2 separate regions of the Homo sapiens genome follow, and region 2 is linked to region 1. A link is a contact called in ENCODE Hi-C data. All regions are on one chromosome and are shown on one strand. Each heading gives the region's core, a stretch centred on a gene start or an enhancer-like site at or near the end of the contact. The rest is flanking DNA. Distances are from core to core; before and after follow the strand shown.

The links. Hi-C counts contacts between places; a loop is a spot of excess contacts on that map. Pooled maps may share reads with other maps.
Region 2: a map of naive thymus-derived CD4-positive, alpha-beta T cell shows a loop between it and region 1 (15-fold over the local background). The contact joins the enhancer-like site here to the promoter of CDC37L1 in region 1. A Hi-C loop is called at or near these places in 3 of 168 maps with a recorded cell type or tissue (CD4-positive, alpha-beta memory T cell and naive thymus-derived CD4-positive, alpha-beta T cell) and 11 of 50 pooled maps.

What each region holds. Positions count from the first base shown.
Region 1 is chr9:4,678,309-4,680,822 of GRCh38, forward strand. It overlaps CDC37L1 (cell division cycle 37 like 1, HSP90 cochaperone), which reads left to right and starts at 1,261. Exons shown (of 7, transcript NM_017913.4): 1 at 1,261-1,591. The coding sequence starts at 1,460. It overlaps CDC37L1-DT (CDC37L1 divergent transcript), which reads right to left and starts at 1,172. Exons shown (of 2, transcript NR_121598.1): 1 at 1,079-1,172. RefSeq lists an enhancer at 1,395-1,484.
Region 2 is chr9:6,680,419-6,682,932 of GRCh38, forward strand. No RefSeq gene overlaps it. Among named protein-coding and RNA genes, the nearest start is that of LINC02851, 23 kb to the right of the region's middle. RefSeq lists enhancers at 501-880, 787-1,535, 1,001-1,290, 1,361-1,480. Within about 2 kb of position 1,258, at least 41 of the 41 ENCODE cell types and tissues checked have a DNase peak (open chromatin) inside an H3K27ac peak, as active enhancers do.

The DNA of each region.
Region 1 (2,514 bases), core at 11-2,510:
ACACACACACACACACACACACACACACACACGGACGCAAACAAATACCATCCCTCTCTCTTCTCTCTCTGTATACGTACGCATATGTTTAATTCTGCAAGTTGCTTTGTTTAAAACTCAATACCTTTTGGAGGTATTTATATATCAGCATATTCAGATACAATTTACTTTTTTTAAAAAGGGTAATATGCCATTGTATTAATATTCCATACTTTAAGTTCCTCTATCGATGGACAATTAGAATGCTTTTTTTTTTCTTGCCACACACACACAAAAATTGCTGCCAGAAATCTTTGTAGTAAATCTTTGGATATTGGTGCAAAAATAATTGTTGCATACTTTCTTAGTGGTGAAATTGCTGAATCAATCCGCTCAAGCCTCTCATATTGTCAAATTACTCCTCCTAAAAGGTTATACTAATGACATTCTCACATCATTTCCTTACATCTTGGTACACATTTGGTATTAAGCGACTTCACAAGTTTGCCAGTCTAAACACATGGAAAAAAATGGCGTCATGTTGTTTTTATTTGGGTCTCTTTATGAGTAGGGCAGCAAGACCTGATTGTTAAACGTTCAAGTTTTGAAGTTAAACTCCCTGGGTCTGGATCCTACTTCTTCCTTGTAAAATGTGTGATCTCGGGCATGCTGGGTCTACTTCCTCGTCTCAAAAAAAGAGGATAAAGAGAGTACATATCTTTAGGCTTAAACAAGATACGCAGGCATACAGGAAGCCCTTCTTATGCGTTCGCTACTAGCGGTACTGATCCTAATTTTTTTGAAGCCGTGCCGGCTCCGGTACTTTATTTTTGGTGTGCTCCTCCAACCAACCAAGTTTCGCAGAATTCTGTTGTTGCCTGTAATTAGAAATGAGACGAAAATTGGCTCCGCTTGTTCAAAATTCTCCTCCCTCCGCCCCAACTCTGCCTTAGAATCACTGGTTTAAATGTCAATGTAAAGGAATGAGTTGCAATTTTTAAGCAACATGTAAAGTGCACACCTGGTCTGAGTACCTCCCGGCGGCCAGGACCCGCCGTTTTCGGTATAGGGAACACCAGATAACAATATATAACGCTACCTAACAAACGTTTCTCCACCCACAGCGCCATTAGCGGTTAGGTTTGCAGTGCCGAAGAGCTGCAAGAAAACGGGGCTTGAAACAGGAATACAATTGCAGATCCACCCACTACACGCAAAGGGCCCGGGACGCGCCTCCACAGCCCCGCCCCAACCGGAAGTGACGCACCGCGCCGACTATTTCTTCCGCCGTCCGCCGGTGGCGAGGCCCAGGCTGTCGCCGGGTGTGCAGCGGCGTCGCGGCCAGTAGAGGGATTCTGGGTAACGGCCCGGACCCCCGGCTGGGCTTCTGGCTCGGCGCAGCAGGTTCCATTCACGCCAAGTCTGTTGGCAGTGGCAGTTGTAGGGCCAAGGGCGGTTGTAGGACCCGGAGCAGCCGGACATGGAACAACCGTGGCCGCCTCCGGGACCCTGGAGCCTCCCTCGGGCCGAGGGTGAGGCTGAGGAAGAGAGTGACTTCGACGTGTTCCCCAGTTCTCCCCGCTGCCCGCAGCTGCCAGGCGGCGGCGCCCAGGTGAGAAGGGGCCTGCGTTCTGCGGAGGGATGGAGTGGTGCTGTCGCCAAACCCCTGGAATGCCGCGTCTCCCAGACCCTCTTCTACGCCTTTTTCTACGCCCACCTCACTGCCAGGGGCCGGGGACCTGGGACCTGACGCCTGATGCCATCCCACCCCTTTTATGGCATCTTCGGAGGGCAGACGGGGTGGCCATATATTACCAACCTCCACCTCCACGCACATGTTTTCTTTCGCCTTGGCTGATTCCTGTTCACTCTTGGAATACCTTCCTCCATCTCCCCTTCCTGACAGCACTCAGATTTGGGGCGGCTCATGCTGTAACATTGACCCTTTGTCCTCTTGTGAGAGGTTTTCCCCAAGCACTTTATTCTGTTAAAGGCTCTAGCATACTTGTGCACAGTTGCTAGGAACAGTGAATGATTGTAGTTCAGCATCACACTGAGTCCTGACAAAGATTTCACATGCGATTTTCACCGATGTTGACAACTGAGTAAATTCTTTAAATCTCGCTTTTGACGCTGGCGTACACCTCTCCCATTCGCGTGACCATCTTTGCCTTACTGTTTTGTTTTTTAGTTTTGCTTCACGTCATTCTCCAGTGAAAATATATACGCATATACTTGTGTTTTCCTTCAGACTTCTCTTAGGTTCCTGGTATTGTGTTTTCAATCCAGCATTCCTGCCTTCCTGCGACTGAAACGTATCCAAATGTGATATACTATTAAGGATTTTTCAGGGACCTATCTTAGGGGATACTTACATACTCGCATCACCTTGTCCTGTTTTTTTCTCCGAATCCGTGTGTGTTTTGGAAGTATATTTCAGAATCACAGACTAAACACTAATATATTCAATGGATCATAAGTGTCTGCCGCCTTCTTGCAAAATGGGGTTCCCAAGAGTGTAACAGATTTAATAGT
Region 2 (2,514 bases), core at 8-2,507, 2.0 Mb after region 1:
GGCTATGGTATTATTCCTTTCACATAATACTAGATTTTGCTAATATTTTGCTTACAGAGTTTCCCGTCTAGACTCATGAGCAAAACTTGCATACACTTTTCCTTCCATTCGCTGTTCTCGTCAGGTTTTCCTATCAGGGTTATGCTAGGCCATTAAAAAGTTTAAAAGTGTTACCCGCTTTCATCTTCCTTCCCCCTTTTATTCTGGAACTATTAAAGACTGGAATTATGTTTTCCTCTTATATATCGTTCAATTTGCCAGGGAAGCCATGGTGGCTTGCAGTCTTCTTTGTTGGAAGACTTTGGACTACTCTTTCAATTTGTTACTAAACTATGTAGGTTTCCCATTTCCCTAAACATGGAAACAGAAGACCTCCTAGGACGTCTCCATTGCGGGAGGGAGACTGCAGAGGTCTCCGGCCACAGGACTGAGGAAAACCGCAAAAAGACGCGGTCACTACTAGGCGGAGTTAAACTATGGAGCCGGTACCCCCAATACCCTGCCCGGCAAGGCCGCCTCGTGACGTCCCCGTCTGACAGAGTCCCTCCCCATAGGGCCGCGACAGAACCACCGCACGATGGGACACGCGAGGGTAAGCTCAGGTCTCAGCGCATCGTGTGGGCGTCGGGACAGCGTCCTGGGCACCTGTTCCTTCCACCTGCTCAAATCTCTTTCCCTTCTATGAAGAAGGGGGCTCCGGGCCCCATCCCCAGGGAGCAAGAAGACGCAGAGGACCGCGCCGGTTCAGGTGCCGCTGGAGAAATGGAATCTGACGGAGAAACTGATCTGGGGCGGCAGCCCGCTAGGTTCGCCTGACTCACTAAATGCTACTACAGTGCCCCACACGGACTGCCACGAGCGGGTCACGTGACTGGACTCTGGATCGGCTGTGCTGTGATGGCCGCGTAGCGCGCTGCTGTGCGCGCGAGACTATAAGCCTCTGGGCCGCCGGTGCCTCCGCGCGGTCACCGCCTCCACCCGCCTGGCCGCTTCCCTCGGCGCATGCGTAGCACACCGACTCCAGGATTGTTTCCCAAATCCCACTTCCGCCACTTCCTCCTCCCGAGACCAGCCAAGCGCGCCTGGCTGTCTGCCCTTCTTGGGCTCTTGGGGAGAACGTGGTCCGGGAACTGGCAGTCACGGGGAGGCAGCACAAGAGGTTTTCGCCCTCATGTGCTGGTGCAACTATCGCGACCATCACCCTGAGAACTGGAGGAAGGGTGCCGCAGGCAAAGAGTGGCGCGCCTGCAGATTCGGTTCCGCGCTTGGGGCTCTCGCGAGACCCGGCGCTGGAGTGTGGACCGCGCGTGCCGGTGACGCGTGGTGCAGACACGTCGCCGGTGCCTCTCTCCCTAGGCCTTCCTGGGGGTGAGCTTCCGTCCCAGACGTCTTCGGTCCTACACTGCTTCCATTTCTTTTTTTTTTTTTTCCTTCTTTTTTTCTTTGAGACAGGGGCTCATTCTATCACCCAGGCTGGAGTGCAGCGGCGCGATCTCGGCCCACCGTAAGCTCCGCCTCCCGGGCTCAAGCGATCCTCCCACTTCAGCCTCCTGAGTAGCTGGGACTCCAGGTGAGCGCCCTGCTAATTTTATATTTTTGGTAGAGACGGGGTTTCGCCATGTTGCCCAGGCTGGTCTCAACTCCTGGTCTCAAGTGATCCGCCTGCCTTGGCCTTCCAAAGTGCTGGGCTTACAGGCGGGAGCCACTGCACCCAGCCCTACGCCCCATCTTTCTGGGTTTCTGCCTGGTATTGTTACATCTCCAACAGGCTTAACTCAAAGCTGACTTTCCGCCTGTGCTGTATCTGCCCCATGGTCCTTTAGAGTATATAAAATATAAATGGCACTTTGGGAGGCCGAGGCAGGAGGATTGCTTGAGCTCAGGAGTTACTGACCAGCCTGGGCAACATAGTGAGACCCCCGTCTCATTAAAAAATAATAATGCAGGCAGGGCGCAGTGGCTCATGCCTGTAAACCGAGCACTTTCGGAGGCCAAGGTGGGCGGATCGCCTGAGATTGGGAGTTCGAGACCAGCCTGACCAACATGGAGAAACCCCATCTCTACTAAAAATACAAAATTAGTTGGGCGTGGTGGTGCGTGCCTGTAATCCCAGCTATTCAGGAGGCTGAGGCAGGAGAATCGCTTGAACCCGGGAGACGGAGCTTACAGTGAGTCGAGATGAGCCACTGCACTCCAGCCTGGGCAACAAGAGCGAAACTCCATCTCAAATAATAATAATAATACAAATAAATAAATGTACACACACAAATAAATGGACTTGATAGCGATTTTTTTAGGTTTTCAGCTGCCCAATTCAAGAAATGTATTTCTTCTTGTCCCTGATTTCCGTCACTGTCCCAAGGCAGTGGGATTAAAGCACCACTACCGTTTTTAGATCCTTGTGTTTGGCATTCCATGTCCTCCTCTCAAGACGTTTGACGTAACTTTCTCCATCTGCTCTGTTGAAACATATGCTTCAAAATCTTTTTTTTTTTTTTTTTGAGACGGAGTCTC